2 separate regions of the Homo sapiens genome follow, and region 1 is linked to region 2. A link is a loop called in an ENCODE intact Hi-C map of the cell type or tissue named here. Cell type or tissue: Caco-2. All regions are shown on one strand. Links, peaks and the distances in the headings refer to the core of each region. The heading gives the core; the rest is flanking DNA. Region 1 overlaps PREP (prolyl endopeptidase). Region 2 overlaps LIN28B (lin-28 RNA binding posttranscriptional regulator B).

Region 1 (14,628 bases), core at 7,441-12,440, 190 kb after region 2:
CCAGTGCCACAGTAGGAAAACCTTAACTGTAATCGATGAATTCTTAGAGATGTAGTGTGGACAGCTCTGACTTTTAAAAACTCCAGGGGCCAGGCATGGTGGCTCATGCCCATAATCTCAGCACTTTGGGAGGCTGAAGTGGGAGGATTGCTTGAGCCCAGGAGTTCGAAACCAGGCTGAGCGACATGGTGAAACCCTCTTTCTACCAAAAAAACAAAAATGCTCCAGGAGGACCTGGTCATGTGGGGGTGGGGGCTATTTTACAATGTTTTACAATATTGTGAAATTTCTCTCCAAGAGCTTGAGCAGGTACCAGAGAAAAATCGCCTTGTGCTTTTGGCAAAGGGACGGGAAAATGAACCATGTGGAAATATGCCAGGGCACTTTGTTCTTAATACCAATGTTTGCTATCAGGAGAAACTGGTTGACCGGAACCTAATCTGCTGGGATATTATCAAAGCCTAACAGGTGGGGGTGGGGAATACCCAATTCCAGTCAGTTTTAGCATTTCATGTGGAAGAAGGGAAATACCCAACTCCAGCCCACTGTAGTCATCCTGTACCACCTAAGAGGGGAGGGAAAAAACTGAGAAACACTTGTGAAGTTCACAGCCCAGAGTGAGTCATAGGACCACTAAGACCGAGATCTAATTATAGCACTATAGCATGCTGCCCCTGCACCTATACCTTACCACCACATTACAAAAGGACTATTTACAGCACTTCCTTTGACCCAACACATTGTGTCCAGCTATCAGGAAAAAATTACAAGGCATCCTAAAAGGCAACAAACAAAAACAGAAAAACAAAAAACACACCACAGAGCAAGCATCAGTACCAGGCATGGCAATGATGTTGGAATTATCAGATCAGGAATTTAAAACAACTATGATTAATGTGCTAAGGGCTCTACTGGGTAAAGTAGACAGCTTGCAAAAACAGATGGGCAATGTAAGCAGAGAGATGGAAATTCTAAAAAAGAACAGAAAAGTAATGCTTAACGGAAATGAAGAATGCCTTTCATAGGATTACTAGTAGACTGGACATGGCCGGGGAAAGAATCTCTGAGCTTGAGATATATCAATAGAAACTTTGAAAACTGAAAAGGAAAGAAAACAAAGATTGAAAAAAACTAAATAGAATATCCAAGATCTATGGGACAACTGCAAAGGAGTAACACGCATGCAATGGGAATACCAGAAGAAGAAAGGGGAACAGAAGAAATACTTGAAACAATAATGACTGAGAATTTCCCCCTATTAACATCAGACACCAAACCACAAATCCAGGAAGCTCAGAGAACACTTAGCAGGATACATGCCAAAACACCTACACCTAGGCATATCATTTGCAAACTACAGAAAACTAAAGATAAATAAAAAATCCTGCTGCTGAAGACCAGGAGTTCAAGGCTACCGTGAGCTGTAATCACGCCATTACACTCCAGCCTGGGTGATAGAGTAAGACCTTGTCTCTAAAAATAAAGAAATTAAAGAAAAAAAGGATAAAATCCTGAAATAAGCCAGAGGAAAAGAACACGTCACTTATAAAGGATTAAAAAATAAGAATTGCATCCTGCTTCTCCCCAGAAAGCATGCAAGTCAGAAGAGAATGGAGTGAAATATTTAAAGTGTTGAAAGAAGCTGGGTGCAGTGGCACATGCCTGTAATCCTAGTTACTTGGGAGGCTGAGGGAGGAGAATCACTTGAGGCCAGGAGTTCAAGGCCAGCCTGGGCAACATAGTGAGATTCTGTCTCTAAAAAAATGGAAAAAAAATTATATCAGAAATGAAAGAGGGGTCATTACTACATACCCAAGGACATTAAAAGGATAACAAAAAAATACTATGAACAACTCTATACCCACAAATGTGATAACCTAGAGGAAATTGATTAGTTCCTTGAAATACGCAAGTGTGCAAAACTCAAACAAGAAGAAATGGACTATTTGAGTAAGTCTATATCTATTAAAGAAATTGAATCAATAATCAGCTTCCAAAACAGAAATCACAGGCCCAGATGGGTTCACTAGTGAAATCCACAAACATTTAAGGAAAATATGATATCAGTTCTTTACAACCTCTTTGACAGGATATAAGCAGAGGGAATACTTTTTTTTTTTTTTTTTTTTTGAGACTGAGTCTCACTCTGTTGCCAGTTGGAGTGCAGTGGCGTGATCTCGGCTCATTGCAACCTCTGCCTCCCGGGTTCAAGTGATTCTCCTGCCTCAGCCTCCTGAGTAGCTGGGACTACAGGCATGTGCCACCACACCTGGCTAATTTTTATATTTTTAGTAGAGATGGGGTTTCACCATGTTGGCCAGGATAGTCTCGATCTCTTGATCTTGTGATCCACCCGCCTTGGCCTCCCAAAGTGCTGGGATTACAGGCATGAGCCACTGCACCCGGCCCAGAGGGAATACTTTCTAACTCATTATATGAGGCTAGCATTACTCTAATACTGAAGCCAGGCAAAGACATTACAAGAAAACTATAACCAGTATTTCTGATGAATGTAGATGCAAAAATCCTCAAAAAAATTAGCAAATCAAATCCAACAATGTGTAAAAGAATTATACACCATGACCAACTGAGATTTATCCCAGCTATTTCCAGACCTGTTCAACATTTGAAAATCAATTAATCCATCATATCAAAAAGCTTAAAAAGAAAAAAAATCAGTGATTTATATCAATAGATGCAGGAAGAGCATTTGACAAAATCCACACTCATCCACAATAAAAATTCTCAGTGAACCAGGAACAAAGGAGAACTTTTCAGTGTGATAAAGAATATCTACAGAAAATGTACAGCTATATCATGCTTTATGGCGAGAAAAAGCTTTCCCCCTAAGATCAGAAAGAAAGCAAGGATGTTGCCTCTCACAACTCCTTTTCAAAATGGTACTTGAAGTTACTAATGCAATAAGACAAGAAAAGGAAATAAAACTTAAACAGTTTGGGAAGGAAGAAATAAACTCGTGTTCATAGATGTCATGATCATCTATGTAGAACATCCAAAAGAATTGACAAAAAACAAACTACTAAAACCATGAAGTGATTATAGCAAGGTTGCAGGGTACTAGGTTAACATATAAAAGTCAATTGCTTTCCTGTATTCTAGCAACAAACAAATGGAATTTGAAATTAAAAACACAATACAAATGTAAATATTACATTAACACCTCCACAAATAAAATATTTAGCTATAAACCTAACAATGTATGAAATCTATGTGAGGAAACCTATAAAACTCTGAATGGACTCAAAGAACTACATAAATTGACTGATATTCCATGTACATGGATAGGAAAACTAATTCCACTAAGATGTTGGTTCCGACCAGGAGCAGTGACTCACGCCTGTAATCCCAGCAATTTGGGACACTGAGACAGGCAGATCTCGAGCTGAGGAGTTTGAGACCAGCCTGGGCAACATGGCAAAACCCTGTCTCTACAAAAAATATAAAACTTAGCCAGGCATGATTGCATGCACCTGTAGTCCCAGCTACTTGGGGGCTGGAGGCAGGAGGATTGCTTGAATCCAGAAGATTGAGGCTGCAGTGAGCTGTGATCATGCCACTGCACTCCAGCCTAGGTGACAAAGTGAGACTCTGTCTCCAAAAAAAAAAAAAAAAAAAAAAAAAAGTTCTTTTCAACTTAATCTATACATTCAATGCAATCTCAATCAAAATCCCAGAAACTTATTTTGAGGCTATTAACAAACTGATTCTAAAGTTTATATGAAGAAACAAAATATCCAGAATAGTCAACACAATTTTGAATGAGAATAACAAAGTTTGAGGACTGACACTGCCTGACTTCAAGACTTACTATAAACTACAGTAATCAAGACAGTGTGGCATTGCCAAAAGAACAGGCAAATAGATCAATGGAACAGAACAGACAATCCAGAAATAGACCCATATAAATCTAGTCATCTTACATTGGCAAAGGAGCAAAGGCAATACAATGAAGAAAGACAGTCTTTTCAACAAATGATGCTGGAACAACTGGAATTCCACGGGCCAAAAAAAAAAAAAAAATTAAACATAGACCTTACACCCTTCACAGAAATTAACTCAAATGGATCACAGACCTAAATATAAAATGGAAAACTATAAAAGTCCTAGAAGGTAACACAGGAGAAAATCTAAATGACCTTGGGGATAGAGATTACTTTTAAGATATAACACCAAAGGCATGATTTGTGGAAGAAATGGTAAGTTGGACTTTATGAAAATGAGAAAGTGCTCTGTGAAATACAATGTTGAGAAAATGAGAAGACAAGTCATAGACTAGGAGAAAATATTTGCAAAAGTCTTATAAGAGACTATAATCCAAAATATACAAAGAACTCTTAATATTCAAGAATAAGAAAACAAACAAACAAGCAGTATTGGGTTCACAGCAAAATTAAAGAGGAATGTAGAAATTCCTCTTTGGCCCATAAAAAATGGGCGAAATACCTTAACAGATATCTCACCAAAGAAGATATACAGATGACAAATAAGCATATAAAAAGATGCTCCGGCCAGGTATGGTGGCTCACGCCTGTAATCCCAGCTACTTGGGAGGCTGAGGCAGGAGAATTGCTTGAACCCAGGAGGCCGAGGTTGCAGTGAGCCAAGATCACTCCACTGCACCCCAGCCTGGGCGACAGAGAAAGACTCCACCTCAAAAAAAAAAAGATGCTCCACATCACATGTTATCAGGGAAACACACACACAAAAAACAAATACCACTACATGCCTATCAGGATGGCCGAAATCTGTAATACTGACAAATGCTGGCCAGAATGTGGACCAACAGGAGCTCTCATTCATCGCTGGTGGGGATGCAAAATGATGCAGCCACTTTGGAAGACAGTTGCCAGTTTCTTACAAAACTAAACATTCTCTTTTACAGTCCAGCAATTGTGTTCCTTGGTATTTACTCAAAGGAGTTAAACTTACGTCCACACAAAACTTGTGCGTGGGTGTTTATAGCAGTTTATTCATAACTGTCAAAACTGGGAAGCCACCAAGATGTCCTTCAGTAGGTGGGTGGATAAATAAACTATAGTACACACAGGTAATGGGAATATATTTCAGAACTAAAAGGAAATTCGCTATCAAGCCATGAAAAGACATGGAGAAAACTCAAACGTGTATTACTAAGTGAAAGAAGCCAATCTGAAAAGGCTACATTCTGTAAAATTCCAACTATATGGCATTCTGAAAAGGCAAAACCATGGAGACAGTAAAAGGACCAGGGGTTTCCAAGGGTTAGGGAGGATGAATATGGAGTACAGAGGATTTTCAGGACAGAGAAAATGCACTGTATGATACTAAAATGATAGGTTCGTGTCATTATACATTTTTCCAAACCCACAGAATGTACAACACCAAGAGTGAACCCTAATGTAAACTATGGACTTTGGGTGATTATAATCTGTCAATGTAAGTTCATCAGTTAGAATAGATGTACCTCTGAGGTGGGGGATGTTGATAATGGGGGAGCCTATGTCATGTGTGGGGGGAGGGGATATATGGGAAGTCTCTACATTCCTCTTTAATATTGCTGTGAACCCAATACTGCTTAAAAATAGTCTTAAAAATACATGCATATGTGTGTCTATGTGTGTATTTTTGCCACAAGAAAAAATATAAAGGAACAGGTGGTGAATGAGTTAGCTCTAGACCTACAAAAGAGTCACATTCTGCAGTGGTTCTGACTTAGAGCAGAGGATTTAGGGAACTGGGAAGTACAAACGATCACAAGCCAATATCTACTGAGACTCCTCTACTCCCCATCTCCTCTCTGCCAGCATTTCCCCAGCGCATTCAAGTGCAAAACCTGTGAGATCAGGAGAAGTGGAGGGAGGTACATGTTGACTGAAAAAAAAAATCAGATTAGATGCCACTCCTCTTATTTTGTTGGGAGATAAAATATTGGTTCACATTTTATCTCTATATAGATTTAAATATGTTTTTATCTTTATCGATTTAGGGGGTAAAGTACAGATTTCTTACATATGTTGCATAGTGGCGGATTCTGGGCTTTCAGTGTACCTCTCATCCTAATACTGGAATAATAAATAATCCACATTATTTAATGTTTAATATATAATATACCATATATTATAAATTAATATATTAATATTATATATTATTTTTTATATATTTAAGTTGAACTTTAAAATTCATTGGTGGACCATGTATTTTGCTATCTTAGAAATGAGGCTAAAGGTTACCATGTAGGGAATTATGCTGAGGCATTCATAAGTCTGGCACAGGTAATGAACTTGATAGAAATAATTGCTTGATAGAATTGGTTTTGGAAATTGCTGAATTTTTATTTAAATTTCAAAGTATTGGGGCTGGTCATGGTGGCTCAGGTCTGTAATCCCATCATTTTGGGAGGCCTAGGTGGGTGAATCACCTGAGGTCAGAGGAGTTCAAGACCAGCCTGGCCAACATGGAGAAACCTCATCTCTACTAAAAATGTAAAAATTAGCTGGGTGTGGTGGTGGGCACCTGTTGTCCTAGCTACTCTGGAGGCTGAGGCAGAAGAATTGCTTGAACCTAGGAGGCAGAGGTGGCAGTGAGCCGAGATCGCACCATTGCACTCCAGCCTAGGTGACAAAGGAAGACTCCATTTCAAGAAAAAAAAAATTGGGAATGACTAAAAATACATTTTTAGCACTAGGTGAATGGCTATATTTGTCTACTCCACAGCCATGCACAGGGCTCCACCTAAATTTTAAAATATGGGAACCAGAGCTTGGTAAATGTTCTTTGCTGGACACTGGGATCTTTAAAATAGGACAATAGAACTACATATCATGATCCCAAGAGGATTATATGCATATCACTAGGGATTTAAATATAATGAGTCTTAGGAAATGATCACCATTCTTAAGAAAAAGAACATTCTTGTAATATGTGCAAATTCAACAGAAGTTAGAATATGCAAAGAGTACATATTTTGCTGATTTTTAAATAAAACCTTTAGTATAACTTTTAAAGATGTATTTAGAAATTATAGCAGAATTGCAACAGCATTACAGAAAGTTGAAAAATGGAGGAAAAAGTTCCTCCTGGGAACCAACATCAGAACTGACATCATTTTGCTGTGTTAAGTCAGTAATTTCTCAGTTGACCTCCAAATTGGAATCACCTGGGGAGCTTGTTAAACAGCAGATCTTGGTTCCTTCTGAGTCAGAATCTCTGTGGGTAGGACCCAATGGATTTATAGCTTTAATAAGCTCTGTGGCTGATTCTGATCTGCAGCTGGGAGATTAACTTGTTCAGCTGCCTAGATTATTCTACCACCAGTTCATCCTGGAGGGCCCATCCCAGGCTTTGCTGCAGAGATTGTCTCTGCTTAAGAGAAGCCACAGAAGGCTTAAAACAGGAGTTGACCTGATCTTACTCACTTGTATAAAGCCCTGGAGTAGAATCTGAAAGGAATAAACCTTGGAGTCAGGGAGAGCAATTATGAAGCATGGTGAGGATAGAGAGATGTGGATACATTTGAGGGAAATTTAGAAGGTAAAATCTGGTAGAACTCGCTGACAACTGGATTTAAGAAGGAAAAAATCAAGACATCGTCCAGGCTTAGGGACAGAACACATGGTAACAACTATTTGAGACAGGACACACAGGAACCTTATTTATATAAATTTTTATTATAATTTGTCTGAAATATTTTTCCAAAAGTGGTATTTAAATATGCATCTGAATTAAGACAAAAAATACAACTTACCTTAAATTTTAAGGTAATCTTTAAGAGGGAAAAATAGTCACTTTACAGTAGAGAGACTAGGCAGACACCACCTTAACCAAGTGATCCAAATTGATGTCACCAGGAATAAGACATATGAACACCATGTGCCCCCAATAGGATGCACTGAGAAGAGCACAATGTCACATCTGGGGTATTCTTGCTAAAACTGCATAACCTTGGCTGGTGCGCGGTGGCTCGTGCCTGCAATCCTAGCACTTTCGGAGGCCGAGGGGCGTGGATCACCTGAGGTCAGGAGTTCGAGACCAACCTGGTCAATATGGTGTAACCCTGTCTCTACTAAAAATATAAAAATTACCTGGGTGTGGTGGTGGGCGCCTGTAATCCCAGCTACTCGGGAGGCTGAGGCAGGAGAATCGCTGGAACCCAGGAGGTGGAGGTTGCAGTGAGCTGAGATCACACCACTGCACTCCAGCCTGGGTGACAAGAGGGAAACTCTGTCTAAATAAATAAATAAATAAATAAATAAATAATAACACTTAGTTTAAAACACATATATTGTACAGCTATACAAAACTATTCTTTTTTCATGTATATATATTTTTTTAAACTTTTTTTGTTAACTAAGACACAAACACACACTTTAGCCTAGGCCTACACAGGGTTAGGATCATCAATATTGCTCATTGTCTTCCACTTCACATCCTTCCAAGGTCTTCAGGGCCAGTAACGCTCATGGAGCTGTGATCTCCTATAACAGTGACTACTTCTGGAAAACCTCCTGAAGGACTTGCCTGAGACTGTCTTACAGGGTAGCCTTTTTTTGTTTTTAGGAGTATACTTCAAAATGATAAAAAACTATAATATAGTGAACACGTAAACTAGGAACAGCTGTTATGATCAAGTATTAGGTACTGTACATACTTGTATGTGCTAGACTTTTATATGACCGGCACTGCAGTAGGTCTGTTTACAACAGTATCACCACAAACACATGTGTGTTGCACTGCGACATGATGGTGGCTATGATGTCATTAGGTGATAGGAATTTTTCAGCTTGTTATAATCTTATGGGACTATCATTATACATGCAGTCATATGCAGAAATGTTATATGCTGCATGACTGTATCTTGGATGAATTGCAGCATTTCACACTCCAAGGCAAGACCAGAGTAGTGACAGAGCAGGGGGTGGCCCTGGTGTTCAGGTTCCTGCATCTTCTGGGGCCTGAGGTTGCAGGCAACCTGGTCCTCTGGAAAAATGCCAATCACAGCGCCAACACCTGAATGTCCTGGGGAAATAACTCAGTGCTACCTGTATTAACTTCCATCATTTTCTCTGGAGTTTTAGGGTGGTTATGTTTTGATGCTGATTTGGTTTTCAGGTTAACCTCAGTTTGACTCTCCATAGAGGTGACTGGAAGCTCTTTCCTCTGATGTTTCTCAAAGCCTTTCATACTTTGGAACTGGAAGACACTATAATATTGTGTCAATTAGATGTAAATCAGTTTCTAAATCATATATTACCATTATGATATTTTGTTTATAATTTCTAGATTATTTGGCATTAATAACCTCCACAAATGGCCACCAAGTCATTTTCTCTTGCACAGTAAACAAGAGCTTCCTTAGTCACTTACTTGGCATTGAACGAACCCTCCTTGCCCGTGCCTCCCCCTGCCTGCTTCTCAGTGCTGCGGTCACGTGGCTGCAGGAGGCCCTGAGCTCCTGAGCAGAGCAAAGCCTGTAAGGTGGATGCAGGGCATATTCTCAGGACACCCTATCAGCCGGCCTGATATTTGATCTACAGGAGCAAACTCAGAGAGAGAGAGGGACAGTTTTGCCTGCAAATGTGAACCCTGACCTAAAGACGGCTGCTCAAAATAGCCCTCATCCTCTTTGCCTAAGCCTGATATGCAAGCTTTTATCTCAGTTGCCCCTGGTCACCTGCCTTTCTTACTTGACTCTGCAGTTCTCCAGGTGGCTATTCCTGGATGGCACTCATCCAGAAAGGGTCATTGCTCTTTTTTCTCTTTATTTCACTACCAGAGATTATTTCGATAACATTATGATTTACAAACCATAAAATTCATACATTTCAAGTGTACAATTCAATGACTTTTTAATACATTTACCAGGTTGTGCAACCGTTACTGAAATCCAGTTTTAGAACATTTTTGTCATCCCGGTTAGATCCTTTATGCCCAAGTAGTTAATTACCATCTTCACCACCAACTCCAGGTACCCACTAATCTACATTCTATCTTTATAGAACTGCCTTTTCAGGATATTTCACTTAATCAGACTATACCCAGTCATTTGTGTCTGGCTTCTTTCACTTATAATGTTTTTGAGATTCATCCATGATATGGCATGTCAGTGATTTTTGTGATGGTGGGTTCCTGCTGCCCCCACCCCCAAAATTCCTTAAAGGTGCTAAGCAACCTGCTCTTTGAATAACCACCCCGCTTTTCCCTAGGCTCTCCTGCTGTCAGTTTCCCACAGTGTTGTCGGCTTTCATCTCTCAGTGGCTTCACCTGACTGAGCTGCCTGCCATCTCTAGTGTATCCTCCAGGCCTCGCCTGGCTCCCTGTTCCCCCCACACTGGCTTCCTGCTCTTCCTCCAAAGGCCTGGCTGGTTCCTGCCTCAGGCTCTGCCCATTGCTGCTGTCCTCACCAACCCCCAAAACGTTGCCCATTGTTTGTCCCCTCATTCCGTTCGGGTCTTTGTCCGAATGTTGCTTCCTGAAAGAGGCACCCTGACCTCGACTCAAATAGCATTCCTTCTCACGGACTATTCATTTGCCCCACTTTGTTTCTTCACAGCTCTTTTTATTCCTGTTTCTTGTTAATTCCTGAAATTATACTTTGTTTATTATCTTGTTAATAGACTCGTGGGTATCTTAGTCTGTTTAAGCTGCTATAAGAAAATACCATAAACTGGTGGGTTGTCAACAACAGAAATTGCTCTCTCACAGTCCTAGAGTCTGGGACATCTAAGATCAAGGCACTGGCAGATTTGGTGTCTAATGAGGGTTGCTTCCTGGTTCATAGGTGACACCGTCTCCTGTGTCCTCACATGGTGGAAGGGATGGGGCGGGGGGGTCTCTCCTTGGGCTCTAATATAAAGGCACCAGTCCCATTCATGAGGATTCCGCTCTCATGACCCATCGCCTCCTGAAGGCCCTGCCTCCTAATTCCATCACTTTGGGATTTACGATTTCAACATATACATTTCGGGGAGGACATAAACACTCAGACAACAGCAGTAAGAGAGCTGTTTCGGCTGGGCATGGTGGCTCATGCCTGTAATCCCAGCATTTTGGGAGGCTGAGGTGGGTGGATCACCTGAGGTCAGGAGTTCAAGACCAGCCTGGCCAACATGGTGAAACCCCATCTCTACTAAAAATACAAAAAGATTAGCCGGGAATGATGGTATGCGCCTGTAATACCAGCTACTGGGAAGGCTGAGGCAGGAGAATCACGTGAACCCAAGAGGTGGAGGTTGCAGTAAGCTGAGATAGCGCCATTGCACTCCAGCCTGGGCCGTAACAGCAAAACTCCATCCCAAAAAAAGAGTGCAGTATCCAAGGCCCAGCTCCTGGGGTTACTGCCCTGCCTGCCCACCTCCTGGCTGGGGAACTTGGACCTTTGCCAAATGGGGAAAAGGTATTATGTGCTTCCTAAGGTTGTGTGAGGACAAACATTCATCCACACAGAGTGCTTGCAGCGGGTGGCACAGGGTAAACATGAGCAAGATAATTTACCATCTGTCTCCTCCCTGGAATATCAACTGGATGAGGGCAGGACATTTTCTCTCTGCACCTTCAGCCCCTGAGATATGGAGGATGAGAATGGCTCAATGTTCCTCCTTCAAGGGCCTCAGTCCTCATCCCACTGGCCTGACCACCCCAACAGTATGACCTTTGCCTCTTTACAGCAACCTCCACAGCTTTCCAGCCTGTCCTTAACCTGCCTTTGAGTCTTTGCAACTCCTTCTGGGCATTAGCTATGTGGCCTGCTGGGAACTTCCAGAGGCTGGTAAAACTGACAAACCTTGAGAGACTGGTGACAGGCTTCCTTAGTTGAAACTTATCCTTTTCAAACTTGTAGCACCATGTGTGTGTAGCTGCTTAAGCTTTAGTGGGAGTATTTAAGAAACATGATTAATTGGAAAGTTTTATAATATTCCAGGTAAGTCCATAGTGAACATAAATGTGACTTTATCTTGCTAAGGTAACAAATGCTCTGGTGTGCTTAGCAGGGCCTTGTGACAAAGCAGTGAGGCCACCTGTGCAACATGTACAACTTTTTCTTTTTCAAAACAGTCCTAAAAAAACTAAACATATAAGTCCTCTGTGATCGAGCAATTCCACTACTGGGTATGAATCCAAAAGAAAGGAAATCAGTATATCAAAAAGATATCTGCACTCCTGTGTCTACTGCAGCACTATCCACAACAGCCAAGATAGGGAATCAACCCACGTGCCCATCAGCAGATGAACAGATGAAGAAAATGTGGTACATATATACAATGGAATATGATTTAGCCATGAAAAAGACTGAGATCCTGTCATTTGCAGCAACATGGATGGAACTGAAGGTCAATATGGTAAGTGAAATAAGCCAGGCACAGGAAGACAAATATCCCATGTTCTCCACTCATGTGGGAGCTAAAAAAGCAGGCAGAGAAAGGGAGGATGAAGAGATTAATGCCTACAAATATACAGTTTGAAAGAAGACCTAGTGTTAGATCAGTAGGGTGTCTATAGTTTACAATAATCTACTGTGCATTTCAAAATAGCTAGAAGAGAGTAATCATAAGAAAGAGCCAAAGGGCAGAGCACAGGATACAGAAAAGTGGGATCAAATAGAGAAGAATCCCTTAGAGTTCTGGGTAGGAGCCCAATCTCAAGTCTTATTTCTAATGTTTAAAGCTCCCCCTACTCCCCAAAATACCTTTAGTTGGTGGGATTAGTTGTCCTGTGAAAATCTAGACACAAAAATTAGGTTGGAAAAGAGAACTCGTAACTGGAGGCCAATCATGCTAGGCATTAAAAACGTATTACTGTATTCCTCCTCCTCCTCATCAGTTGCTAAGTGACATTTGGGATTTGAACCCAGTCCTGATATCTGAAGCTCACACACTACACACTGTATTTTCTGCTGTAAAGCAGACCTCAGAAAGTATGGTTAGATTCTGTGCAACCTTGAAAATGCTCTGGACTCAGTGGGTCCAACTCAGCTATTTGTACTTCACACCACACAGCTAGTCTAGGAAAGAGGCTGCCTCTGGCTTGACCATGCAAATGTATTTTCTTTCTTTCCTGCCATGCTGGTCAGCAGTTACACCAAAGCTAGCTAGTATCAGTATCTGAGTAGATGGTGATGACGACAGAGTCTCAGCATGCAACACTAGCTACTGGCACACTTTGTTTCCAGAGGAGTTATGGTGAATCTTATACTCAATGACAACTGTATTATGTACCGTACTAAATAGTAACGGAAAACATGATTCCAGTAGAGAAAAACCAAGCCATATAGCTGTCTTTCAATATGCTTGGTATGCAGTGATATGCTTGATAGAAAATGGTATGTCTAATTTTTGACCATAACTTGAAACGTAGAGAATGAGAGAGTGCTCTTAAAAGCACATACATATACAACTTGGAAGATGGGACTTACTTGGAAAAGTACAAATTATTGGAATAATGAAGTAATCTTTTAAGCTATTTTATATAAGGTTAAGATACTATATAAAATAATAATTTTTATCATATCATCTGATAAAGCAAGACAAAGGAAAAAAAACTGTTTTAAGTTAGATCAGCATTTCCCAAACTGATACTCAAAGGAACATTGTTTCATGAAATGTTAAAATATATGCCTTGAAAAAAATTTTATGGATGAAAGTTTAAGGAATAGTATATCTTAAAAATCTTGGGGGTGGGCAAACCAAAACTTTTTTTTTTTTTTTTCCAGTAAGTAAGTATGACTATTTCTATTTCCAGGAGTGATCTATGCAGGAGAAACAGCTTGGGAAATGCTGAAATTTCTGACTGTAAGAAATGCTTGGATATATGTATCTGTTTGTTTGGATAATTTACTCATGTGATCTCTTGGAACCAAGGATCCTTGGATCCAAGGAACTCTGATTTCTAGGAATACTTTGTAAACAAATCAATATACAAATAGGTGAATAATCTGAATTTTCCAGCCCAGTGATTTTTGAAAGGAGGCATCCAAACCAAAAGAGCCCCAGATCAGATTTTTACCCAACTAAGTGGTCAGTGTTTGTTTATGACAGTGAACCCCCTCTGACAGCTTCATCACCTCTAACAAACAAACAAACAAGGGAGACAGAGTGGATGAACAACTTATTTTCAAAGCTAACAAACATTCTATGACTTAACTGCTTGAAAACTAACTTGTTGCAGAAAGGTGAAATGCTTTATTCTCACAGAAAACTCCACTTCTGGAGTTGCCCCTCAATATGAAGAAACCGGAAGTAAAAGCCTGTCATTCTTAAATAACATTTATTATTGTTGCAAAGAAGTCTTCTCCATGAGAACAGTTCTCACATTTATTTAAAGATATAGAGGTTATGGATATAGATAAGTATGCCCGACTATGATCCTTAATTCAGCAATCTAATATTCACAATGTGTTTGTTGCCATTTAGCTATTTATCCCAACATGCCCTTAAAAAAAACACCAAAAAACCACATGTGCCTAGACAGGGTGGAAAAAGAAACACCAAGGCCTTGCTAAAAAGGAGAAGCCTAAAAAAGATAAAATTCCCACGGCAGTTCTGTTCAACTGTAGCCTGTGAGTGCAGGAATAATGTTCCCGTGGGGAAGCATTATGCCCAGTGGTTTCTTGGTGTCAACGTGGGAAAGCCCTTG
Region 2 (16,933 bases), core at 6,559-11,558:
GATTAAATATTCTTACATGTTTTAATACTCTTGTTTTTCACTGTGTTTAGTTGTGTCTCACACAACTAAGTTTTTAACCTCACCAGAACATTTTGGTGATGATAGTCTTTGAACCAACAGTGTAACCAGTATAAACAATGATAAATGCTTTTAAGAAGGCACATTAAAATAAGCTTATCTCATTGGTAGTTTGTGTGTTTTCACATTTTAAAATGTGTTTTTGGATACATGCTGCCTACTTCTAAGATGTTTTCATCTTTTTTCCTTGTAGATGCTACAACTGTGGTGGCCTTGATCATCATGCTAAGGAATGTAGTCTACCTCCTCAGCCAAAGAAGTGCCATTACTGTCAGAGCATCATGCACATGGTGGCAAACTGCCCACATAAAAATGTTGCACAGCCACCCGCGAGTTCTCAGGGAAGACAGGAAGCAGAATCCCAGCCATGCACTTCAACTCTCCCTCGAGAAGTGGGAGGCGGGCATGGCTGTACATCACCACCGTTTCCTCAGGAGGCTAGGGCAGAGATCTCAGAACGGTCAGGCAGGTCACCTCAAGAAGCTTCCTCCACGAAGTCATCTATAGCACCAGAAGAGCAAAGCAAAAAGGGGCCTTCAGTTCAAAAAAGGAAAAAGACATAACAGGTCTTCTTCATATGTTCTTTCCTTTACCCGGTTGCAAAGTCTACCTCATGCAAGTATAGGGGAACAGTATTTCACAAGCAGTAGCTGACCTGGGATTTTAACTACTATTGGGGAACTGTGAATTTTTTAAACAGACAAATCACTCTAAGCAAATTACATTTGAGCAGGGTGTCATGTTTTATGTTAATTCAGAGAATAAGATACTATGTCTGTCAATATGTGCATGTGTGAGAGGGAGAGAGCCTGAGTCTGTGTGTGTACATGAGGATTTTTATATAGGAATGTAGACACATATATAAAGAGGCTTTGTCTTTATATATTTGTGTATAGATCAAAGCACACACCCTCTCTCATATAATTGGATATTTCCAAGAATTGAAAACCCATGTGAAGCATTATAGATAGTTTTAAATTTAACCCACTGGAGTTTTCTTGAAATACCACTTCTTTTATATTATATAAAACTAAAAACACGACTGTTACCTTTTGTGTGAACCAAAGGATACTTCAGATCTCAGAGCTGCCAATTATGGGGTACTAAAGGTTTTTAAGACATCCAGTTCTCCCGAATTTGGGATTGCCTCTTTTTCTTGAAATCTCTGGAGTAGTAATTTTTTTCCCCCTTTTTTGAAGGCAGTACCTTAACTTCATATGCCTCTGACTGCCATAAGCTTTTTTGATTCTGGGATAACATAACTCCAGAAAAGACAATGAATGTGTAATTTGGGCCGATATTTCACTGTTTTAAATTCTGTGTTTAATTGTAAAATTAGATGCCTATTAAGAGAAATGAAGGGGAGGATCATCTTAGTGGCTTGTTTTCAGTAGTATTTTAATATCAGCTTCTTGTAACCTTTTCCATGTTGTGAGGGTTGTAAGGGATTGTGTGGCAACAGCAGCTTCCCTTGGCTAACTCAATCTTCTACCCATTGCTTAGAGCAGGGAGCCCTCCTTATTTACTACTGAAGACCTTAGAGAACTCCAATTGTTTGGCATATATTTTTGGTGGTGGTTTTTATTCCTCCTGGAGAGTTATCTAATTTGTTTCTAAAACAAACAAGCAGCAAAGAAATGAATTAAATACTGGGGTTGAGAATTAAAATTAAGTGGATGTTCACAGTTGCCCAATATATATGACCTGCAAATGATACGAAAAAGTGCAGCATTTAGTGGCAGTTAACAAGAGTGACAAGCCTGGGGCAGAGGTACCAAACCTCTCCCACCAGAGAGCTAGAAGTATTTTATACAGTAACTTTGATCTTATGGAAGTGACCTTCAATGCTTATTCTGAAGTAACCTATATGGTGGATACAGGATGAACATTCAGTGCCAGGGAGAATCTTCTCAGGTTGGTTCTCGTTAGAGTGATAAACTGGCTAGGGGCCATAGTATTGGTCCTGTTAGGTTTCGGTCATGGAAAAAAAAATTATTTTGGGGTCATCCTGGCTCTAGATGTTATGGGCAAATTTCTGAAACATCTGCAAGAAGGTACCAGTTAATTATAGTGCTTAATATTGGGAATAAGATTAAGCATTATAATTATAATGTATGGGCCTGTTGGTGTAAGCTCAGATAATTAAATAAAAATAGCATGACTCAAATGAGACATATTCTGCTGAACAGTTTCTACTTCCTCTCCCGCCTGTCCTGTCATGGGAGACGTGTATAGTTGCTGCTGTTTCAGCAAACCACCATAAGACGAAAATGCCTCAGGTTGGGTTGCCAGTCCTTTACAACTCAGCTTGAATTTCACAACAGTGATTGTGAGAATCTGCGTGGTATACACTGAAATATCGGTGTGCTGTGATGCAAAGCTTACCTTTGACGATATTGAATGTGATATAGCTGTAGAGAAGTACTTCCTTGCCTTATGTGAGGATTTCAAACTTATTTAAATTATGTAGACAAATCAAAGTGGCATTGCTTAATTTTTAGCAGGCATAATAAGCAAGTTAACAGTAAAATGCAAAACATGATAAGCGTTGCTCAATTTTTAGCAGGTATAATAAGCAGGTTAACAGTAAAAATGCAAAACATGATAGATAAGTCACTTTGAAAATTCAAACCAAAGTTCCTTCACCTTATGGAAATAGGAAATTATGGACTTCAAAATTGGACACTTCCTGTTTACAAAAAGAAATTCAGAGCTAAAATCATGGTAAAAAAAAATAGAAACACTTGAGAACTATGGTCTTTATGGGTGCAATTTGAAATCCTTTTCATCATCTTACCAGACTAAACTAAGAGCACATACCAAACCTATCTTATGGTTGAAAGTTGGGGTTTATTTTTTATATGAGAATATTATCACTATTACATAACATACTCAGGACAAAGAACTTTGCTCAGGGAACATACCATGTAATATTTTTGTTGTTTCTTTACAGACTAGTCTACAGTCCTGCTTACTCAAAACAAACCAAATAACTTATACCTTTATATAAGTATTATGTACTGATGATAGTAACTACCTCTGAGTTTGACACAGATCAAAATTTTTGAATATCAGATATCAGTTATCCTATTTTTATTTCATGTGAAAACTCCTCTAAAGCAGATTCCCTCAACTCTGTGCATATGTGAATATCACTGATGTGAACACATTGTTCATTTACATAGGTAAAATATTACTCTGTTTACAGCAAAAGGCTACCTCATAGTTGATACATAGCACACCTGTATGTATGCTGTTCCAGCCTTACAGGTGGCTGATAATTCTCTGGTACAGAACCTTTTTATCTGTATTATAAATAGCAATTCACAACTGCATGTTTCTGACAAACACTTGTGAATAATGAAGCATCTCGTTTTAGTTAGCAAAGTCTCCAAACATTTCCTTAAAATAATCATGTATTTAGTTTAAAGAATTATGGGCACTGTTCAACTTAAGCAAAACAGAACACGGAAGCAGTCTTAGAAGCACCACTTTGCCCAGAGGTGGAGGTTGGAAGGGGTAGCAGGGAGAGGGGTTGGTGTATGCAGGTATTCATGCTAGGCAAAGAGTTTAAAAGACGCCAATGTCCTTCATTTACTGTCTGTGCTGCCCTGAAGCCAAGCGTATTGCAGCATTATAGCCCCAGGCACATAACTAACTAGCACTGGCTTGCCAAGGAATGAACATGCAATGCCATTACTAGCTATTGAGGGAAAAGGGTCTGTGTGAAGCATCACTTTGCAGGGATTACTAATGGTGGGGCAGCAGGTCTGTGAATTAAGTTATCTCTTGACCTCACCCTCATGTCAACACAAATGTAATTCCTAAACAAGATGCATTGCCAGTCTCTTAGCCCTGTAAGCTGATCTTTTGCTACATGGCAGACTATAATGAAAACATTTTTATACTTGGGTTTCTAGTCTTCACTAGAAGGCCTTGGATGTATTTTTGCAGTTGAAAGATTTAGAAAGATTTTTACCTGCTTATAACTTGGAAGTTTAGAGTGCAATGTAAGAAAAAAGATCAAGAAATGTCATGTTATTAGCATCAGTCCACCTCCAATATTGCCGATACTTTTTTTATTCTGGCTCAGTTTTATTTTGCACCAGTGCGGCCCCAAGTTACTGCTGGTTGTATTTAGTTTGTGAATAGGAGCCCATAAGTGTTAATAGACTTTGTAACATTCACTATAAGATGAATTATACAGGACATGGGAAATCTCATTAAGTCTTAAAGTTAATTTAAATTAATTTATCTGTTTTCTCTAAGAAATGTTTATCATAAAATATATATGTGTATTTCCCCTTTGGTTATAAAATTTGGGAAAGTATGTACAAGTGCAGCTGCACTGACTTTAATTTTCTAGATGTCTTAATGAGATTTATTTGTTTTAGAGAAGAACATCTTGTTAAAAGCATCAAACTCTGTCTTACATAGCTGTCAACAGCCTCTTTAAGATGTGGTGGTTGTATGATCTGTGTCTTAATTGTTCAGTTAGAGTGAGAAGTTGACCTATGATTCATTTTTAAATTTTATATTTGGAACAAAGCTGCAAGTTATGGTAAAGTACTGTACTGTGAGAAGTATTATGATATTTAATGCATCTGTGGCTTAACACTTGTGAGAGTTACCAGCTTGAAAATGATGGTGTTGACTACCTCTTGAATCACATCTATCAACCACTGGCACCTACCACCAAGCTGGCTTCAATTAGTATGTGTTGCTTTTTGGTATTAACAACTAACCGTACTAGAGACCAAAGTGAACCCTGATTTTTATATGTCTTTAATAATGGTGTTTTATCTAGTGTTTTTAAATTATCCTGTGTAGTATTTAGATTACCTCATTGTCCATTTTGACTCATGTTGTTTACAAGTGAAAATAAAAACACTTGAACTGTATGTTTTTAAAAGACAAAAAAGGGGTAGATGTTTGGAATGCGTTTCACTCGCATGCAGTCATCTGGAGGGACTGAAGCACTGTTTGCCTTTCTGTACACTCTGGGTTTTATATTCTCATTTCATGCCTAATGTCTTATTCTGTCAATTATGGATATGTTGAGGTTTAAAAAAATTACTTGATTAAAAATAAAACATATAACGTTGGCATTTATGATGGGTTTTGGAGATTTTTTATGATGTGTGTTCTTACTAAGTTAAGTGAAAGGATAAAAGGCCATTTAGGCAGTGTTTTACATCAGTTGGAGCATAAGTTAAGTGGTATTAACATATCCTCAGTGGTGAGTATTAACATGGAACTTACTCCAACAATACAGATGCTGAATAAATGTAGTCTAAGTGAAGGAAGAAGGAAAGGTGGGAGCTGCCATCACTCAGAATTGTCCAGCAGGGATTGTGCAAGCTTGTGAATAAAGACACATACTTCATGTAGTCAGAAGAGTGGTCTGAAGCAAAATATTCAAAGCCTATTGAAGAAATCATTTTAGAATTTTTCTACAAGTTTTTTCTAATAAAGAATTTGAAAAGGGCAAATTTTATCAGTACCAAATATCTAAAATACGAATGTAGATTTATCAAACCATGAATGCAGTATTGATGTACTGTAACAAACGATTTGGTAAAACTATTGAGTTCTTTAAATTGGCCAGTTCCACAATCAAACTTATTTTCCTCTCTTCACCTGGATGATTTATTTTTTTGATGATCTGTTATGACTTTTATTTTATTTTAAATTCTGGTAAAATCACATAACATAAAATTTACTATCTTAACCATTTTTTTTTAAAGATGAGGTCTCATTCTGTTGCCCAGGCTGGAGTGCAGTGGTGCAATCGTAGCTTACTGTGGGCTCAAATTCCTGGACTTGAGCGATCCTCCCACCTCAGCCACTTGAGTAGCTGGACTACAGATGTGCACCATGCCCAGCTAATTTTTTTTTTTTTTTTTTGTAGAGATGGAGTCCTGCTTTGCTGCCCAGGCTGGTCTTGAACTCCTGGCTTCAAGCAGTCCTCCCTCCTTAGCCTCCCAAAGGGCTGGCATTACAAGTGTAAGCCACCATGTCTAGCCTTAACCATTTTTGATTATTAAGTATATTCACATTCTTGTACAACCATGTGTGATTCACTTTTCTTTGAAGGGCTTTTTGTACTTTACAGAATATGGAAAACCTTTAAACCTTAAAAGAAAAATACACATAATCCCATCATCTGAAAGTAACCAATAACAGCTTTTATTAATTTATATTTAGTATATGGAATTTTTTTTTCTTTTTGTGAGACAGGGTCTTGCTTTGTCACCCAAGCTGGAGTGCAGCGGCTCAACCATGGCTCACTGCAGCCTCAACCTCCCCAGGCTCAAGTGATTCTCCCAGCTCAGCCTCCCAAGTAGCTGGGACTATAGGCCTACACCACCATGCCTGGCTACGTTTTTGCATTTTTTGTAGAGGTGGTAAAATCACAAAACAAAAATTTACTATCTTGTGGCCTAGGCTGGTCTTGAACTCCTGGGCTCAATTGATCCTTCTGCCTTGGCCTCCCAAAGTGCTGGAATTACAAGTATGAACCACCCCGCCCGGCCAATTTTTGAATTTTTTGTAGAGACAGAGTTTCACTATGTTAGCCAGGCTGGTCTTTAACTCCTGGCTTCAAGGATCCCACCTCAGCCTCCCAAAGTGTTGAGAATGCAGGTGCAAGCTACCACACCTGGCTGAAAATCTTAAAAAAAGAAAAAATTATACATAATCCCATCGCCTAGAAATAACCATTAGCATTTTTTTATTAATTTTCTTCTGGTTACACACACACACACACACACACACACACACACACACACACACAGAGATACATACACATGCGGGTGATTTTTTTTTTTTTTTTTTTGAGATGTAGTCTCACTCTGTTGCCAGGCTGGAGTGCAGCAGTGGGGCAATCTGCTCACTGCAACCTCCACCTCCCTGGTTCAGGCAATTCTCCAGCTGGAACTGTAGGCATGTGCCGCTGCATCCGGCTGATTTTGTATTTTTAGTAGAGACGGTTTCACCATGTTAGCCAGGCTGGTCTTGAACTCCTGACTTCAGACGATCCACCTGCCTTGGCCTCCCAAAGTGCTGGGATTACAGATGTGAACCACCACGCCTGGCCAGTGTTTATACATAGAATAATTTGATCATTAAATAGTCCAATATGCTTATGTAATTAATGCTGCTTTTTTTTTTTTTTCCAAATAAAGAATAGCTGTAAGTCACATTTAGGATAACAGGACGACCCAGCCAGAATCCCAGGCTGTCCTTCTCTGTACACAGAGTACTATGTTTCCTACCCCTGTCTGTGTCTATAAGCCTTTTGTAAGGACCTTTGTATGAAGCTTTTGCTTGCTAGGCTACTAAATCAAAGCAGTGCTGTGTGATAGCCACCATTTTGTGATCGATTCTGCTCCTGATTGCCTGTTATTTTTGTAAAACATTCCTCAAAAACTCTGTGGGGTTTCTTGTTTGCTTTGCTTTCTAGAAATAATTGAAAATTCTTAAAACTTTCACAGTTGCTCAAATGTAATTTCTGTCATCCTCAATTTAGAAACCAGTATGTTGCCCTTTCTAATCCTCTCTCTCTCTCTCTCTCTCTCTCTCTCTCACACACACACACACACACACACACACACACACACACACACACACACACTTTCTGAATTAATTTGGACTGCCTGGAAAATGGTAAATGTTTCTGTGGCTGCATAGCAGGCATGTTTCTTAACACAATATAGGATAGTTTATTGTATTTATAGTGTATTTTGTTTCTAAAATTACTCAAAATTTCTTGAAGATGTGGGCTATTTCTGAAGGTCAAGGGTCTCCATTTCTACTTAATTTCTGAGCTCCTCAGCATCTGTAGCTATATCCGCCTGCTCCAGTTTGTAAAAGTTCTTTAAAACACAAACTCCAACCTTGGAGGTTTTGCTTACACCCCAAATCACATGGTTGGTTTTCTTTTGTCAAGAAGAAAGAAGAGGCTGGACCCACACCTATTAACGTAAGGACAATGCCCAAAGTCAAAGTCCAGGGAAAGACTGTTTCACACTTGAGAATCAAACCACATTTCTGTTTGACTTGGTGCAAATAGACATATTGTTGACCTGTCCTTTCATACTGCTTTTCTACCTTCTAGAAGTGTGGCCTCTCCCTCACTGCCAGTATGTCAGATATTTCAAGTGTTATTTATCACTTTCTTTCTTTCTTTCTTTTTTTTTTTTTTTTTTTTTTTGACGCAGTCTCGCTCTGTTACCCAGGCTGGAGTGCAGTGGTGTGATCTCGGCTCACTGCAACCTCTGCCTCCCGGGTTCAAGTGATTCTTGTGCCTCAGCCTCCTGAGTAGCTGGGATTTTAGGTGCGCGCCACCACACCCAGCTAATGTTTTGTATTTTTAGTAGAGACAGCGTTTTGCCATGTTACCCAGGCTGGTCTTGAACTCCTGGGCTCAGGCAGTCCACCCACCTCAGCCTCCCAAAGTGCTAGGATTAGAGATGTGAGCCACTGCGCGTGGTCATTTATCACTCTTTCATTGAGATCATCGGGCCACATATTGAGCCCTTATAGTTATCAATCTCCACACTGGCTCTTCAAGTTCTCTCATTTCTTCATGAAATTAATTCTCCACAACTTTCATTAACTAGTTCAGATAGTAGTTTTTCTAGTCCCCTGTTAAACTGCTTCTGCCCAAAAGCAATCAAACAGACCCAAAAAATCCACTTAAAACTATATTAATAAAAACCTAATTACAATCATAATTTCCTCACAGTAAAAATCTTGGAAAATGCAGAGGAGGGGCTGCCGTGTGAGAAGCTCCTGCTGTGGTGTTCTGACGATGTGCCCGGTCCACGCTCTACTTCCTTAGGTGGGCTTTTGTTTGTTGAGGCTGCACAGCATTAATGGGGAAACTTATTGCCGGGGAAAATGTAACATAAAACCAAACAGTGGGAAGGGACTCTGGACTGGCATCTGGTTCAATAGTCTGTCTCCATCTAGGATCATACCTGACCATCCTAGATGGTTATTCCCAAAATCTGCTGGAGGAGAGTCCACGAGTTCCTTTAGAATGGAATCAGTAAACAACAACAACAAAAATAAGTAATAAAAGACTGTGGGTCAATGTCAGATTATACAAGAGATCCCATTTAGATGGATACTCAATTTTCCATGATGTGATTATTACGCATTGCATGCCTGTACCAAAATATCTCATGTACCCTGTAAATATATACGCCTACTATGTACCCACAAAAACTAAAACATAATTTAAAAAGAGATCCCATTTAAAGGGACCATATTGACAACCTGCAGTGTTTCTTTTTAGTAAGACATTATTTCTTAATGGAACACTGTCCTTACTAAAATTATCTTCAAGGCTTATGTAAAAGATGTCCTAAATAACACAATCTAAAAAGTATGTCATAATGTACTCCACTGTGCAGTGGGCCTTTAGAAGTGTAAAAATTCCTTATGGTTAAGGTGAAAGTCCGACTTTTAAGAATGTAGAAGAACTGGAATTCAGTAATTCTGAATAAAGATTGAACATGATACAGTTCAGTTGTTGCTTGACACCACCAGAGGGCACTCTTCACTTGCTCTCTGAAACAGATTTTCTTTTACATCCCCTCATAGCTATAATACTCTTTTGAGTACCTGAATATCCACATGATTGATAAACTTACCTAGGAAAATTTCTGACTGAAAAAATGTGTAATTATAAGTAATGCCTTTTGAGCTCTTATGCAGAAGACAGGGGCTGTCAACACAGAGCTCACAATACTGAAGAGATAATCAGGTATTTGTAACTTGTCTAGAAAAAAGTATTTCTAAAAGTCTTCTTGTAATAAGAAACCACAGGACTGTAAACATTCAATTACATTAAATAATCATACTGCATTATTACCCCATATGTTTCTCCCCCACCTTTCAAGCTATAAGAAATATAAAACTTCTCCCAAGCATGGTGGCTCACACCTCTAATCCCAGTGTTTTGGAGGCCAACCCAGAGGGATCTCTTGAGGCCAGGAGTTCAAGACCAGCCTGATTAACATAGTGAGACCCTGTGATGTGGTTTGGCTGTTTCCCCACCCAAATCTCATCTTGAATTGTAGCTCTTACAATTCCCAGGTGTTGTGAGAGGGACCCCGTGGGAGATAACTGAATCATGGGGTTGGGTCTTTCCCATGCTGTTCTCATGATAGTGAATAATTCTCACGAAATCTGATCATTTCATAAAGGGGAGTTTCCATGCACGAGCTCCCTTCTCTTGTCTGCCACCATGGGAGACATGCCTTTCATCTTCCACCATGATTGTGAGGCCTCCCCAACCATGTGGAACTGTGAATCCACTAAACCTCTTTCTTGTGTAAAATTGTCCAGTCTCAGGTATGTCTTTATCAACAGCATGAAAACGGACGAATACAGCCTGATTCTACAAAACCTTAGCTGGGCATGATGGCTTGTGTCAGTAATTCCAGCTGCTTGGAAGGCTGAGGCAGGAGGATTGCTTGAGACCAGGAGTTCGATGCTGTAGTGCCTTTGATCACACCACTGCACTCCAGCCCGGGAGACACAGTGAGACTGTCACTAAAAAAAAAAAAAAAAAAAAAAAAAAAAAAAAAGAAATGCAAGACTTCTTCATTGGGGTTTTATTACTGAAAACTTTGATGTTCCTCTTCTCACTCAGACATCTTAATAGGGCTGCCCATACTTCCATTATTTGAGAAGAAACAATATCTTGTCAAAATGCTGATATCACACCCAGGTATTCTAAGTATTTGATTTAAATGTGTGTCTCTAGATACAAGTTCTGAAAAGAGTTTTCAGGTATAATTTAATGAAGAAATACATCTTTTACCTTCAGCTTCCATTTATGTATCACTGATTAATGTAATAATAGCTTTTACTTTTATAGTGCTTTATCGGTGACATGGTGCTTTAAAATTTAATTCTCACAAAACCCTCCTAAGATTAAGATGGCAGATATCAATATTCCTATATTACAGATGGGTTCAGGGAGATTACATTAACTACTTGGGCTATAACCTGGCTTGGAGCTAGCTAGGAAAGACACCTCAGAATTCTGATTTGAATCATTCTCTTCTTCCAGTCACCAGAACCAGGCAGTAAGCTTCCTTCTGACTCTTTAGGAAGTGCCAAGAAGACAAGGAAGTGAGTAGGAGAGTTGAAAGGATCAAAATCACACACCAATGTGATTGCCCACATTTGCTTCTGTCTGAATGTTTCCATCCATGCCACCCATTTCTACTAGTCATTCTCCAAACCCACTCTCACTCTCATCCTGCTCCACTGTGTTTCTCTGGTCTTGTTTGTTTTTTGTTTTGAGACAGAGTCTTACTCTGCTGCACAGGCTGGAGTGCAGTGGCACAATCTCGGCTCACTGCAACCTCCGCCTTCCGGGTTCAAGCGATTCTCCTGCCTCAGCCTCCCAAGTAGCTGGGATTACAGGTACATGCCGCCATGCCCGGCTAATTTTTGTATTTTTAGTAGAGATGGGGTTTCACCATGTTGCCCAGGATGGTCTCAATCTCCTGACTTCGTGATCCGCCCACCTTGGCCTCCCAAAGTGCTGGGATTACAGGAGTGAGCCACCGCACCCGGCCTCTTCTTTTTTTTTTTTTTGACAGAGTTTTGGTTTTGTTGCCCAGGCTGGAGTGCAATGGTGCAATCTCAGCTCACTGCTGCAACCTCTACCTCCCAGGTTCAAGTGATTCTCCTGCCTCGGCCTCCTGAGTAGCTGGGATTATAGGTGCGCACCATGCCTGGCTAATTTTTGTATTTTTAGTAGAGACGGAGTTTCACCATGTTGGCCAGGCTGGTCTGGAACTCCTGACTCAAGTGATCCACCTGCTGCGGCCTCCCAAAGTGTTGGGATTACAGGCGTGAGCCACTGCGCCTGGCCGTGTTTCTTACAGTGGGAAGCAAGGCTATGAATGCACTAGCCTGCGAAGCCTGGACCTGCCAGGAGTTCCACCCAATCACCTGGCATGTTTGTGCAAGGGAAGCTCCTGGACCTCACCCCAGACCAGAGTTTCTCAACCTTCCTATCCATATGAATCACCTGGGAGCTTTTAAGACTCCCAATGCCCAGATGAATGGCATCAGAATCTTTAATCCCAACGTGCAGCCCAGGCTAAACCCACTGTCCCGGCAGGTGCATTGTGTCAGTATCTGTGAGGGTGGGCTCTTGGAGCTAGACTTTTAACTGGTTCCCTGAGTGACCGTTTTATAAAAAGTCTGAAAACTACTGGCCAGGAGCCAATAAATACAAGTTGCTTTTAACTGGACTGTGAACAAGAATACGTGGGTTCTAGTTTTTCTTGGGTTCAATTTTCCTGGCTGTGTTTTTCATCTGCCCAATGGGGGCAGGGGGTGGACTCAAACAATCAGACCTCAAAGTGGTCAAGAGGACCTCAAAATGTGGTCCTTAACAGCAGCAGCAGCATCCTGCCCCGGCAACATGGCAAAACCTCATCTCTACAAAAAATACAAAAATTAGCCAGGCGTGGTGGTGCGTGCCTGTATACCCAGCTTCTTGGGAGGCTGAGGTGGTAGGATCGCTTGAAGCCAGGAGATCAAGGCTGCAGTGAGCTGTGATAGCGCCACGGCACTCCAGCCTGGACAACAGAGGGAGGCTCTGTCTCAAAATAAAAAGAAAGTTATCCTCAGCATAACTTTTTTGGATCAAGAGGTGACCAATAATCACAGACGTCTGAGTGCTAGCAAGGGTCTGAGGAGGTTCAGAACTTCCTTGTCCTTGGTCAGGTCACAATGCTCCTGTAAACCTTTAACAAAATAGTTGATTTGCTTTTTAAAATATATATACTTCCCCTTTATTCCCAGAGCTGGTTTCAAAAGCTACAGGATTGCTGTTTTTGTGTTTTATCTTAGTTCTCTAAAATTATCCTAGGCTACGTGCAGGAATGGGTACAGGCCCTTTAAACAAATGGAGTTAGTTGTGTTAGTTCTTTTCTTGTTTCACTGTTACACCAGTGCTTTCCATCCACTGGCTGCCTCAGAGAGGTCTCTGCAGCCTCCTCTCTGCCCAGTGCTTTCTGGAGCCACTTGTCTAAGTTGGAATTGGCTCTTCTCTCTGCCCCAGGCAAACAGGTCCAGAGCGATTGCAGCTGAGAGTGTGGGCCGCCCATGCCTCCAGCCATTTCTGCTGTAAGCAGAAGGAGCCTTGGTAATAATCCCCTGCCCTGTCCGTCCTGTGGGTCCTGGCACTGACCTTTACAAGGCTCTTTACAAGGACTGTGGCTGCCAAGATTCCAGAAGGCTTAAGGATTCGACTTGACAAAGGAAAAAGGGAAAGAGGAGGACAAACATGTACTGGGTGCAAGCTATGTGTTAGGAAAGGTTCGAGTGTACATGTGAGGACACAGTGGCTCTGCAGGCTTCACAATTTGCCTAAGATCACACTGTCAGAGCCGGCACTCAGAACCGCTTCTGTCCCACCTCCAAGCCACGTCCAGGACAGGACTCTGCCTCCTTTTTCAGGCCTGTGCTTTTCAGCTGCTTCCATCTATGAGGCAAGTGGAGGTAAACAATGTAGATAAGAAATCAGTTTGGGACAAAATATACTAGGACCCCATTTTTTCACAGGAATTGGTAATCATTTTAAAGGCCAATGTCAGATTTTAATTTTTTTTCCTAAGAAAATGCCCCTCTATATAAATACATGTACAAAGAATAGAAAGTCTTACCTTTTTCTATTTTAGCATGAAAACTCCTTGATAACCTAAGGAAAGGAGCTGGGAACCAGATACACTGGTGGCCTCACACTCAACCTCCAGGGGCACGGGAGAGAAAGAGGGCTGCAGACAGGCAGGCCTCAGTCTGAGGGGTCCAGGAGGAAGTCCCGGCTTTGTGACTTGAATTGTCTTGGTAAACTCAATCTATTTGAGCTTCAGTTTCCTCCTCTGCAAAGTGGTGATCATAATAACTACCTTGCAGAATTGTTGTGAAAATACTAAATCATGTATTTTAAATGCAGCCTCTGGTAAATAATAGGCACTCAATACATGCTGTTCTCACTATCTCCCATTACACCTAATTGTTCTTACTAACAAAACATATCAGCACTAATAAGAAAAGTTAGAAGAGATCAGGTGAGAACAACAAAAGTAGTGGGAAGCACGTTGAAAAAAATTAGGTCTCCAGGACGACAGAAGCGATTTTTTTTTTTTTTTTTGAGATGGGGTCTCACTCCGTTGCCCAGAGTGCACTGGAGTGCAGTGGCATGATCTCGACTCACTGCAAGCTCCGCCTCCCAGGCTCAAGTAATCCTCTCACCCCAACCTCCCAAGTAGCTGAGATTAGAGGCATGCACTACCACGCCTGGCTCATTTTTGTATTTTTTTTGTAGAGACAGGATTTCGCCATGTTGGCCAGGCTGGTCTTGAACTCCTGGGCTCAAGGGATCTCCCTGCCTCAGCCTCCCAAAGCCACCTCCTTGAGATTACAGGCGTGAGCCACCACACCCGGCCTACAGAAACAATTTTAAGAGAAGTAATGTCATAGCAGATGAGTGAATTGTAGTTCTGTTTTCTGCACAGTGTAGCTGGCCTGCTGGGAGGTTGAACCTGAGGTTTGTTCCCTGTCTGAGATCCTTCTGCGGTCTTGCCTCAGCCAGTCTCTACACAAATGGAATAATTATAATGTAGTCACCAACAGTTGTGAACAGCTCAGTACGCTTTCATTATTTGCAGATAAATATCAAGAATTAAATGGCTACCATCACCTCCCTGTCCAAGGTCCCTTTTATAAGAGCTGTTTTACAGTCGTGGGACCTCCATTGACTCAGATGTGACATAATTTAGCTCAGTTCAAACCACTTTTGGTTCTGTTGGCCTGCCAATCAAGGAGTCAGAGGGTAAAATCCTGAATCAAGTTGTCCTCCTGGGAGCAGGCCCTGTGCACTGGCCCAGCAATGATAAGCACCATGGCATTTAACAGGCAGCTGGGACGAGCGAATAGACGAAGAAAATCAGAAAGACATAACTAAAAGTGGGAAAGAGGTAAATTTTCTCATGACAGGATGAAGAAGAAGGCTGGGAGAACGTGGAAGTCAGTGGGATATATTTGTCCTTGGCGAATAGCAAGAAAATATTAACGTAGTGTTTAATATCCAGGATCCAGCTGGGCACAGTGGCTCACACTTATAATCCTAGCACTTTGGGAGGCCAAGGCAGGCAGATCGCTTGAGTTCAGGAGTTCAAGACCAGCCTGGGAACATGGTGAGACCTCCATCTCAACAAAAAATACAAAAATTAGCGGGGCATAGTGGCACACGCCTGTAGTCCCAGCTTCTCGGGAGGCCGAGGTGGGAGGATCACTGGACCCTGGCAGGTCGAGGCTACAGTAAGCTGAGATCGCACCACTGCACTCCAGCCTGGAAAACAGAGCAAGAGCCTGTCTCAAAAACAAACAAACAAAATACAAAAAACACAAAACAAAATCCAAGACCCAGTGGTAGAGCAACCAAGAGGACGCTGCTATAGATGACATGGGAACTGTGAACATGGCCCAAAACTGGAATGAGAACAAGGCCTAAGCATAGAGTAGGAGTAGAATAAGTAGAAAATAAGTCGGTTTCTCAGAGTTGAAGACACAGCCTGAGAAGCATAGTGAGATCCCATCTCTACCAAAAAAAAAAAAAAAATTAGCCAGGCATGGTGGTGCACCCTTGTGGTCCCAGCTATTGGAGAAGCTGATCTGGGAGGATCACTTGAATCCAGAAGTTCAAAGCTGCAATGAGCTGTGATCGTGCCACTGCACTCCAGCCTGGGCAACAGAGCAAGAACCTGTCTCTAAAAAAAAAAAAAAAATTAACCAGGGTTGTAAGGCAGAACTAGGAAAGTGAACAGACCACATGTGTTTGGGACCTGCCGACAATGTGACCTTGGGTCAGTCACTTACCGTCTCTGTACCCACCTTCTCTCCCTTCTAAAAAGGGGACACAGGGCCTGCCCTCCCACATTGACAGTACTGTTGACGGTTCAAATAGATAAGTGAAAGAGCATTGCTAGATTCAACGATGATCTGAAGAGACATTGAGACCTAAGCAAACGTCCCTGCCTTGGCTGCCATACAACCAGCCATATTGTGTGCATAAATTCTTGGCCACAGAGGGCAGCAAAGGAGGGAAGAGCAGATCCACAGAGGTGTGGGAGTTTACCCTGGGGGTACCGCTGGATGGAGAAGTGCGGGCATTTTGGGCAGAGGTGGGCTCACGTGTGATGAGTTCAGGGGATGGAGAAGTCACTGTCTTGGCTGGGTGCGGGTGACTGGGTATGGGAAGGGCCTTGGTGGCCGTGCAGAGAGTGCGGCCTTTTCTCTGCAGGAAAGGAAGCTCCATCAGAAGGTTTTCAATTCTGTTGGCAAATTTTCAGATTATTCTGATAGCAGCACAAAGGTCGACTGGAAAAAGTGAGGCCAGAGGTGGAGAAACAAGGTGGGGTTCTATTGCAGGAACCAGGGGAGAGCCACAGGGGCTAGAAACAGAGGCACTTAGAGAATGATGAAATTCATCATTCTGCTTAAAAATAATAACTTATTACATGTTAACATGAAGAACGTTTTTCTATTTATAAAATTTATAAAATTACTATTTTATAAAACAAAAAAGTGTAGAGTGGCATTGTTTTATGCTTTTGCAATTCTAGAGGTGTGGCTAAATACAAGAGCTGGATTTTCACATCTGCTCTGCATTCAGTAGATTGTAACATATATCGTTTTGGTTGAAGTATATGAAGAAAATCTAGCCTCACACAAATTTTGGAAAAGGGAGGAGTACAGAGTTAAGTACTTTAATAATCTTGAGATAATTGTGGATTTTTTTTTTTTTTTTTTG

Evidence for each region. Peaks named below come from ENCODE experiments on the same cell type or tissue, not always from the same donor. Only the 100,000 strongest peaks of a DNase experiment are listed, where the experiment ranks them.
Region 1: a loop joins it to region 2, with 5 times the contacts of the local background. A loop is called at or near these places in 9 of 110 quality-filtered maps.

The regions. Positions count from the first base shown.
Region 1 is chr6:105,263,477-105,278,104 of GRCh38, forward strand. It overlaps PREP (prolyl endopeptidase), which reads right to left. Exons shown (of 15, transcript NM_002726.5): 15 at 9,742-14,628. Among named protein-coding and RNA genes, the nearest start is that of PREP-AS1, 8.2 kb to the right of the region's middle. In Caco-2, for the core only: no CTCF peak of the experiment used is centred there; a DNase peak (open chromatin) is centred at 9,515.
Region 2 is chr6:105,078,143-105,095,075 of GRCh38, forward strand. LIN28B (lin-28 RNA binding posttranscriptional regulator B) reads left to right here. Exons shown (of 4, transcript NM_001004317.4): 4 at 272-5,190. The coding sequence ends at 641. Among named protein-coding and RNA genes, the nearest start is that of POPDC1, 51 kb to the right of the region's middle. In Caco-2, for the core only: a CTCF peak has its summit at 9,630 (motif pointing right); no DNase peak of the experiment used is centred there.